Regions from separate parts of the Homo sapiens genome. Here region 1 is linked to region 2. A link is a contact called in ENCODE Hi-C or POLR2A ChIA-PET data. All regions are on one chromosome and are shown on one strand. The core of a region is the stretch at or near the end of the contact, and the rest is flanking DNA. Distances in the headings are between cores, read along the strand shown.

Region 1 (4,720 bases), core at 2,124-4,623, 48 kb after region 2:
CTCAATATGGTCTCGTATACCCCCAATTCTAAAAATAAGACCACTAACAGACCATTCCAGCAAATAGTTTTCAAACTCTGACCCACTGCTGCCAAGACACACTTACTAATCTCTCTCCTATAACTACCCTATGACTAACCCTAGTCTCACAAAGTACTCTCTCCTAACTCCCATTTGCAATGATACTGAGACTCGACTCTGTCAAGGCTGAGCTCTTCCTTGCTAAGCTTAATAAACACAGCTTTGTTTGATGAACAGGTTTCCCTAGTAATCTTTGGTGCAAGCTTTGACAAGGATGCTTTAATTGAAGTTTAGCAGGAACCTGTCACAGCCACAGCTCAGGATCACCAACTCAGAGGGCACTCCACTAGACCCCATGAACTTCTCTGCTTGGGGTTTCCTTGTTTGCAATTATGAAGTAAGTTCAGTGCTAAGTCTGTGCCCTAATCCCTTTTTGTTGAATTTTAAAATCTATATGAGGTTTATTTTATCTGTCCTAGGAATAAAGTCCCCAAGACATTTTATTAACTCATCAGGTCTGTACTAGTTTAATTTTCCTTGGTGAATGTATTAGTTATCTATTGCTGTGTAGCAAATTACTCTGAAAATTAGCAGTTTAAATTGCAAATATTTATTCTCTCACAGTTTCTAAGGATCAGGAATTTGGAGTAACCAACTGAATGGTTCTGGTTCAAAGTCTCTCAAGAGGTTACTATCAAGCTGCTGGCCCAGGGATGGCTTGACTGGAGTAGCATTCATTTCCAAGCTCGTTCACACAGACATTGGCAGACCTCAGTTTCTTGCTGACTGTTGGTTGGAGACTTCAGTTCTTCACCATATGGGCCTCTCCATAGGATTCCTGAGCGTCATCAAAACATGATAGCTGCCTTCTCGCAAAACAAGTGACCTGAGAGAGTGCATGAGGGTGACCAAAACTTAAGCTGCAATCTCTTCATGACCTAATCGTGGCAGGGACATACCATCACTCCTGCCATATGCTACTGGCCACACAGACCAGCCCTGGTCTAACAGGCGGGGATTATACAAAGGTGTGATTTCCCATTGGTGGAGATCCAATTTGGCGGCCAACCTGGAGGCTCCCTTCCACAGTGAAAGTCTGCAAGAGCAGCAATTTGTCCCCCTTCTTCCTGTCTGCCTGCCTACTGGTTGTACTGTTGAGTGTCCACAAGAGCTTTCCTTAATGGGACCCTACTTATCATCACAGAAGCCAAGATTTTCCATCCAAAGTGCTATATTAACAACTTAATAAATGTTGTTCAATTCTTTAAGTCTGTGAGACAGGTAATACTGTCCATACTTAATAAATGAATAAGAAAATTTAAGCAATTTATCCTATCACACATCTAGTAAGTCATGAGACCAGGCATTCCCAAGTTTATCATTCTTCAAAGCCTAGGAACTTTCTATTGCTCTCTGCTTCCTGTGAAGCAGCTCCTGGTTCTACCAACTCTCCAGCTTGTTCTCCCACTAACCCCTCACTTCCCTCACACCAACTCCTCCCTCTACTTTCCATCATGCTATATGGAGTTTAAGGTCTTTGGGTTTCTAGTTAGTCCCACCGCTGAAATCCTCTTGCCAATGCCTATACGACACTAGCCTTTTGAAATTTCTTAAGCCTAGCCTTTATGGCCTAGCACAAGGCAAACTCCATAAATATTCCATGCATGCTTGAAATGAGTGTGCTTTCATATTGGGTACAATCTTTGAGTTGAGCTTGTTAATTCTGCTACTCAAAAATAAGTCTTTACTGATTTTTTTGTGTGTCTGACCTAATAAATTACTGAAGTATGTTAAAATCTCCACTATAACAGACACTATCAATTATTTCTTGCAGATCTATATACATCTGTATGTTATTTGATGCATACTAGTTTTATCTTCCAGGTAAAATTAGTCTCTCATCAATATATAGGTACCATATTTACCCCAGGAGAGGAAAAAGAGGAAAAAAGAGGGAGAAGAGACAGAGAGGAAAATAAAAAGGTGAAAGGAAGCCAACACAGATAGGTTTATATGTAAGCATCCTCCCCTCCTTGCAAAAGAAAGATAATTAGCCGTTCCAATGGTCTGTAACCTGGACAGTGGTTACAAATGCTTAAGATGGATTGCTTCTTTCCACCGACATCAGTGAGAACACAGGCTTCTCTGCTGCCTCTCTCTATGAGGCAGTCTGCTTCCCACTCAACTTTGCACTGGAGTACAGCCCATTGGGCTTCCAGCTTTATACAAAGGTTTCCTATTAGAAATTCCACCCATGCAAGCCTGGGATTTCGTTTTTTTTTGCCCCATGCTCAGTGCAAAGCAGGAGTTGAAGGCTTCCAGGGTTTTTGGTTTTGCTTCATTTGGGATTCTGCTGGCTCTGTGTGTGTGTGGCACTCAGCAATACAGTAACAAAATTATTAAAAATATATTTTATCAAGTATTTAAATCAAGTCTGTTGAAAGCATTAATCACACCCTCTCCATATTGCTTCTAATCTAATCCTTTTATCTCCTGCAATTCAGCTCAAATACAGCTACTTTTATTAAACTCTGTTCAATTACCCTACCCCTGCCCCACAGCCAATAGAAATTAATAACATCTCCCTCGGCTTCCCACTGCACTGTTTCTGCCACATGGATAGCAATTACCACACCATACTTTACACCTTTTAGACACATTTTTTTCTCCCAAATAAAAAAGCCACTCCATAACTAGGTCCTATGTCAGTTTTCTTTGGGTTCCCAGCCCCACTCCCCCACTGCTCCATTCCCTGCCTCCAAAGAGGGTAACAAAATGCCTGTCTACAAACAGTGTTCCTAACTGTTAGCTTAACATTTGTCTTTTAAGACAAATGGCTAGAAATTGTGACCCCAGCCTATCCAATCTTAAGCTAAACAGCTAGTGTGGCTCATGAGAGCAAGTGGCCTAAAAGAGCCTTGCATTGACTACTGTGTGGCATACTCAAGAACACAGAGGTTTTCCAAAAGGACCTTGGATGGGCCTCTGTCTTGAAGGACCTCTGAAATGCTGACATGTTTGTAAATTCCCATGCAACCACTTAATATTACCTGTATTCATTTATGGAACTTTATCATCATTAAACAGACTGTGATGGAATTATTTCACAGATAAATTAGTTAGATTTCACATAATACAGTATTAAAAACTTTTGGAAATAATACTATTAAGATGAACATGAAAAAGCAATTCAAGTACTTTTATCTTACATGAGATATTTTGCTCAGTCTCGAGATATTAATTAGGGGAGAATAGCTTCAAGGTTATCACCACCAAGTAGTGAGTGTGAGGGTGAAGCATGAGTCAGCGTTTTGACAGTAGGTTAAATGTGCCTCAAAAAAGAAAAGAGATGACTAACCCTACACAGTGTGTACAGCTTCCTGCTAATGCAGACAGCTATCCAAATGCAGCCCACAGCAGCCCACAGACACTGTTCACCAGTGAGCATGTGTGAATTCTAGGCCCACGCACTAGAAAACCACTACTTTATAGCATTTCTTAACTGAAAATATATTTTCACAGAAACAACAAAGCAAAGGGGATAAAAACAATAGCGACCAGAAAAGCTAACTTAGGTGAATGGTGCCACTCAAAGGTCTTTCCGAGGGAAGCTCAGTCCTGGCTTGCGAGAGTCAGCCTTGGCTCACCTCATAACGGGGCTCCAAGCTAAGGCGTCAAGGAAGCAGTCCCACTGCTTCTCGCTGTCAGCAAGACCACAAGGCAGATGCCCACTGCTGTCCTCTTTCCTTGTCTACTTTCTCATCTAAGTGTCGTAAGACAGCCCTGCACTGGTCCCTGAGTAACAGAGCAGCTGTCATGAGCACAGGCTCATTTTATCCGAGAGCATTCTTATCTTTGAGAGAAATGAGAATATGACAAGGAGAACTAAACAGCAGCAGGCCTAGCCTCAGCAGCCTTTCTGAGTGATGTCTAGTCCTGACGACTTTGTGATTTCCAAAGTCGTGAACACCTGTTCAAGAGAAAGAAAACAAATACATATTTAGATGTTAGTATTGTTTTAAAAAAACACATTCTGAATATTATATTTATGCTATTCTTTAAAATATACAAATCTGGCCAGGCATGGTGGCTCATGCCTGTAATCCCAGTACTTTGGGAGGCTGAGGCAGGTGGATCACTTTAGGTCAGAAGTTCGAGACCACCCTGGCCAACATGGTGAAACCCCATCTCTACTAAAAATACAAAAATTAGCCAGGCATGGTGGTGCACACCTGTAGTCCCAGCTACTCAGGAGGCTGAGGCGGGAGAATCACTTGCACCTGGGAGGTGGAGGTTGCAGTGAGTCAAGATCATGCTACTGCACTCTAGCCTCGATGACAGAGTGAGACCCTGTCTGAAAAAAATAAAATGAAATAAAATAAATTTAAAAATATACAAATCAGTTACTAATATGACATCTTTCTGACAAGTGCTTTATAATAGTTTTTCAAACTACATCAACTGAAGCCAATTTTTAAAACCTCCTGTTTCCTACCTCCCCACATGTGGGGTGAATTCCAATGGTGTCATCAAGTAGCTGTTTTGTGAGCCCACATTTCATTGCAGCTGCAAATCCTTGGGTAACCTCACCGGCGTTTGGTCCAAGAATATGAAATCCTATCACCCGATCCTTTAATACAGAAACAAAACAAAGAGAATCCCAGTAGGTTAATGGTCTGAATATGGATCCATTCACTGC
Region 2 (4,455 bases), core at 76-2,575:
CACTGGGACCATGGCCATGGCATGGGAGACCAGCCTGTCTGTGAGCCAGAACACACCCGCTCACCCACCGCCTCCGTGCCCCATCTCTGACTCTGGAAGATCAGCCATCCAGAGGGCCTTTGCCCTGGCCCAGAAATACTGCCAGCCCTGCTCACGACCTGTCCCTTGCCCGCACCAAGAAGTCCCTGGGCCCTGAAGGGCAGGCTTCCCCACTGACTTGCCCACTAGTCTAGTACAGGGTGCAGCTCTCTACACCAGTGCTGGCTAAAGGGGGTCTTGGTGGCCTCCGCCCCTGCAGCCCTGGCTGTTCTGAGGACTCTGGGATGCCTTCGCTGGGCCTAAGCCCACAGTCCTGCAGCCACAGCCTGGGCCAGGCCCCAGCTCAGCCCCTTCCTGTCAGGTGCACTTGGGTGAGTCACCTCCAGCCCAGGCTCAACCCTGAGGAGTGCGGGGCAGGGGAAGCCTGGGCCGGGACAGGCAGCAGGGCCACAGCAGGAGGCTGCAGAATGGTGCCTGTGGCCTCTAAGTGTCTGCTACATTCTATGCATAACCTCACTTCATTTTTTTTCTACCTGATGGAGAACGTATTATGCTCACCCCCATAATTCAAGTGAGGAAACTGAGGCTCCGGAAAGTTAACTGATTTGCCTGCATTCACACAGTGAGTCGGGGAAGAGGTTCAGGATGGGTGGCCTGTGCTCCTCCTGCTGGGCCATGCAGCCTCAAACAGTCCTGAACCGGGGAAGCAGCATTACCACAGGAATTGAGGGATCAAGGGAGACAGGAGCGCCCCTCAGCCCCACCCCATACCCTCCCACCTGACCCCTAGGTCATGGAGATGACCCTGTAAGCTGACTGCTGAATCTGCCCCACAGGGACAGGGCTGCTGCAGAGTCCAGGGCTGCCCTCTGCCATCATGACCCTGTCCCAGGCTCTTCTCCGCCACCCTGTTGCTGCTTCCCAAGTCCCTAACCGACTTGGGGACTGTCCTTTCCAGCCACACAGGCTGCTAGCACTCACCAGGCAGCTACCTTGAATTCTGGCAGTGACGATGATCAGGTGTGATCAGAGAGTCCTGGAACTGCTCCTATCCAGCAAGATGCTGGTGTGAGAGCCGCTGTGGCCCCCGAGGCTGGCAGGGCCCTGGCTACAGCCCTCTCTGGAAAGACCCAGTCCCAGGCTATGCCCAGAGCTTCCAGCCAGAAAGGACAAGCTGCAGGACCCTGTGGGCTGGCTTATGTGACGCCAGGCAGACTGAAGCTGGCCATGGTCCCAGCTGCCACATTACCACAGGAACAGCAGCCCCAGGGTCCCCGGACAGGCAGTGCCAACAAGCTCACTGCAAGGTCAGAAGCCCTTGAGGTCACAATTGGTGACATCACAGCTGCTGACCCATGAGGCTCAGACTCCAGCCTGAAGCCCCTCTGGCCCAGGGAGTGACTGCAAAGTCAGCAGCACATGGGCCAGGGCTGGCCAGCCTCTCAGCTCCACGCACCCAGACAGAAGCATCCACATCTGCACTCTTCATAGCAGAGACCTCTCCCTGTTCAGGTTCTGCATACAGAAGAGACGCCCAGAAATAGGTACAGACACTGAGGCTGCAGAAAAGCTGTTTCTGTGGAGGAGTGGACACCAGGTTGCAGGGGGTTGAGGAAGGAGAAGGCAGTGAAGGAGCTGAACTGGAAGTGGTTCAGCCGTTCACCTGTGCCACTGTCTACTGTACCCTACGACTTTTCACTTATTAGTGCTGTTCACCTGTGCCACTGTCTGCTATACCCTACGGCTTTTTACTTATTAGTGCTAACAGGGTTTTTATGGATTATTTAGGGTTTTCTATATGCCATCTGTGAACGGAGGTAACTTCACTTCTTCCTTTCCAATTCGAATGCTTTATATTTCCTTTTCTTGCTTAGTTGCTCTGGCTAGAACTTCCAGTACTGTGTTAAATAGAACTGGGGAAGGTGGGCATCCTTGTCTCCTTCTTGATCTTAGAGAAAAAGTTTCCAGTTTTTCACTATACAGTATGGTGTTGGCTGTGGGATTTTTGGATATATTGCCTTTATCATGTTAAGGAGTTGAGTGTTTTTATCATGAAAGAGTGTTCAATTTTGTCAAGCGTGTTTTCCACATCAATTGAAATGATCATGTCTTTTCCTCCTCATTCTAATAATGTAGTGTAGTACATTGATATTTTCATTATGAAAAAATAATCCTTACATTCTAGGGATAAATATTACTTGTTAATAGTGTGTAACACTTTTAATATGCTGATGAATTTCATTTACTAATATTTCATTGAGGATTTTTGCATGTGTATTCATAAGGGATATTGGCCCCTAGTTTTCCTTTCTTGTAGGGTCTTTGTCTGACTTTGGTATTAGGGCAATGCTGGCCTCACAGAATGAGTTAGGAAATGGTCCCACCTCTTCAACTTTTAGAAAAACTTTGAAAAACATTTATGTATGTTCTTTAGTAAGTGTTTGTTAGAATTCACGAGTGATATCATGTGGCCCAGGGCTTTTCTTCGTTACTGATTCAATCTCTTTACTAGTTATGAGTCTATTCATATTTTCTATTTCTCCCTGATTCAGTCTTGTTGGTTTTTTTTTTTTTTGTTTCTAGAAATTTGTCCATTTTATCTAGGTTATCCAATTTGTTGGCGTGACATTTTTTGGCGTATTCTTTCATAATCCTTTTTATTTCTGTATGGTCAGTAGTAATACCTCCCACTTTCCTTTCTTATTTTACTAATTTGAGTCTTTTTCTTTCCTTAGTCAATCTAGCTAAAGCTTTGTTAATTTTGATCACTTCAAAAATCGCCTTTTGGTTTTGTTGATTTTCTCCATTGTTTTTCCATTCTCGACTTGATTTATCTTTAACCTTCATTATTTCCTTACTTCTGCTAGCTCTGGATTTAGTCTGCTCTTCGTTTTCTAATTCCTTAAATTGTGTAGTTAGATCATTAATTTGGGATCCTTCTTATTTTTAAGATGTAGACATTAATAGCTACAAGTTTCCCTCTTAGCACTGCTTTCTCTGCATACCATAACATTTGGTATGTTGAGTTTTTCTTTTAATTCATATCAAGGCATTTTCTTTTTTCTTTCTCTTTCCTTCTTTTCTTTTTTTTTTTTTTTTTTGAGACAGTTTCACTCTGTTGCACAGGATGGAGTGCAGTAGCGCAATCTCGGCTCACTGCAACCTCTGTTTCTTGAGTTCAAGTGATTCTCATGCCTCAGCCTCTCGAGTAGCTGGAAATACAGGCAGGTGCCACCACGCCTGGCTAATTTTTGCATTTTTGGTAAAGACTTGGTTTTACCATGCTGGCCAGGCTGGTCTCAAACTCCTGGCATCAAATGATCAACCCATCTCAACCTCCCAAAGTGCTGGGATTACACGAGTGAGCCACCGTGCCTGGCCTAATTCATATCAAGGCATTTTCTAAATTCCCTTGTGGATTTATTCTTTGACCTACTGGTTGCATAAAGTGTGTTATTTAATAGGCAAATACTGTAATTTTTCCAGTTTTCCTTCTGTCATGGATTTCTAGTCATTCCGTTGTGATAAAAAATATACTTTGTATGATTTGAATCTTCTTAGGCTTATTAAGATTTATTTTATGGCCTAATATGTCCTGGAGAACATCCTATGTACATTTAAGAAGAATGTATATTTTGCTATTGTTGGGTTTAGTTTTCTATATAATCTGTTAGGTCTAATTGGTTTAGAGTGTTGTTCAAGTGCTCTATTTCTTTTTCTTTTTTGAGACAGAGTCTCACTCTGTCACCCAGGTTGGAGTGCAGTGGCATGATCTCAGCTCACTGCAACCTCCATCTCCCAAGTTCAAGCAATTCTCCTGCCTCAGCTTCCAAGTAGCTGGGAATACAGTCGTCCACCACCACGCCCAGCTAATTTTTGTATTTTTAGTAGAGACAGGGTTTCACTGTGTTGGCCAAGCTGGTCTCAAACTTCTGACCTCAGGTGATCCACCTGCCTCAGCCTCCCAAAGTGCTGGGATTACAGGCGTGAGCCACTGCACTCAGCCTCTATTTCTTTATTGATCTTCTTCTGTTTGGTTCTATCGATTATTGAAATTTGGGTATTAAAATCTCCATCTATTACTGTAGAACTATTTCTTCCTTCAATTTTATCAATTTTTGCTTCATATTTTTGGGGGTTCTGTTGTTAGGTGCATATATGTTTATGATAGCTATATATTTTGATGGATCAACCCTTTTATCAATGTTTAATGTTCTTTGTCTCTTGTAACCTTTTTGACTTAAAGTCTATTTTGTCTGACAATAACATATCAATGCAAGCTCTCTTTTGGTTACTGCTTTAATGGAATATCTTCTTCCACCCTTTTACTTGCAATCTATATGAGTTTTGAATCTAAAGTGATTCTTTATAGACAGCACATATATGGGTCTTTTATATATTCTGCTAATCTTTGCC

What was found. A loop is a pair of places that touch in the nucleus more often than their neighbours do. ChIA-PET counts read pairs that join two places held with the same protein, here RNA polymerase II (POLR2A).
Region 1: a map of endothelial cell of hepatic sinusoid shows a loop between it and region 2 (2.9-fold over the local background). The contact joins the enhancer-like site here to the promoter of C3orf22 in region 2. A Hi-C loop is called at or near these places in 1 of 168 maps with a recorded cell type or tissue (endothelial cell of hepatic sinusoid) and 1 of 37 single-sample maps with no recorded cell type. POLR2A ChIA-PET finds 5 or more read pairs at or near these places in 2 of 52 experiments (HEK293T and activated T-cell).

What each region holds. Positions count from the first base shown.
Region 1 is chr3:126,603,983-126,608,702 of GRCh38, forward strand. TXNRD3 (thioredoxin reductase 3) reads right to left here. Exons shown (of 16, transcript NM_052883.3): 15 at 4,517-4,651; 16 at 3,068-3,991. The coding sequence ends at 3,923. It overlaps LOC105374090 (a long non-coding RNA gene), which reads left to right. Exons shown (of 3, transcript XR_924455.2): 3 at 646-3,558. Among named protein-coding and RNA genes, the nearest start is that of C3orf22, 47 kb to the left of the region's middle. Within about 2 kb of position 3,374, at least 5 of the 41 ENCODE cell types and tissues checked have a DNase peak (open chromatin) inside an H3K27ac peak, as active enhancers do.
Region 2 is chr3:126,557,607-126,562,061 of GRCh38, forward strand. It overlaps C3orf22 (chromosome 3 open reading frame 22), which reads right to left and starts at 1,326. Exons shown (of 4, transcript NM_152533.3): 1 at 1,021-1,326. LOC105374090 (a long non-coding RNA gene) reads left to right here and starts at 1,407. Exons shown (of 3, transcript XR_924455.2): 1 at 1,407-1,583.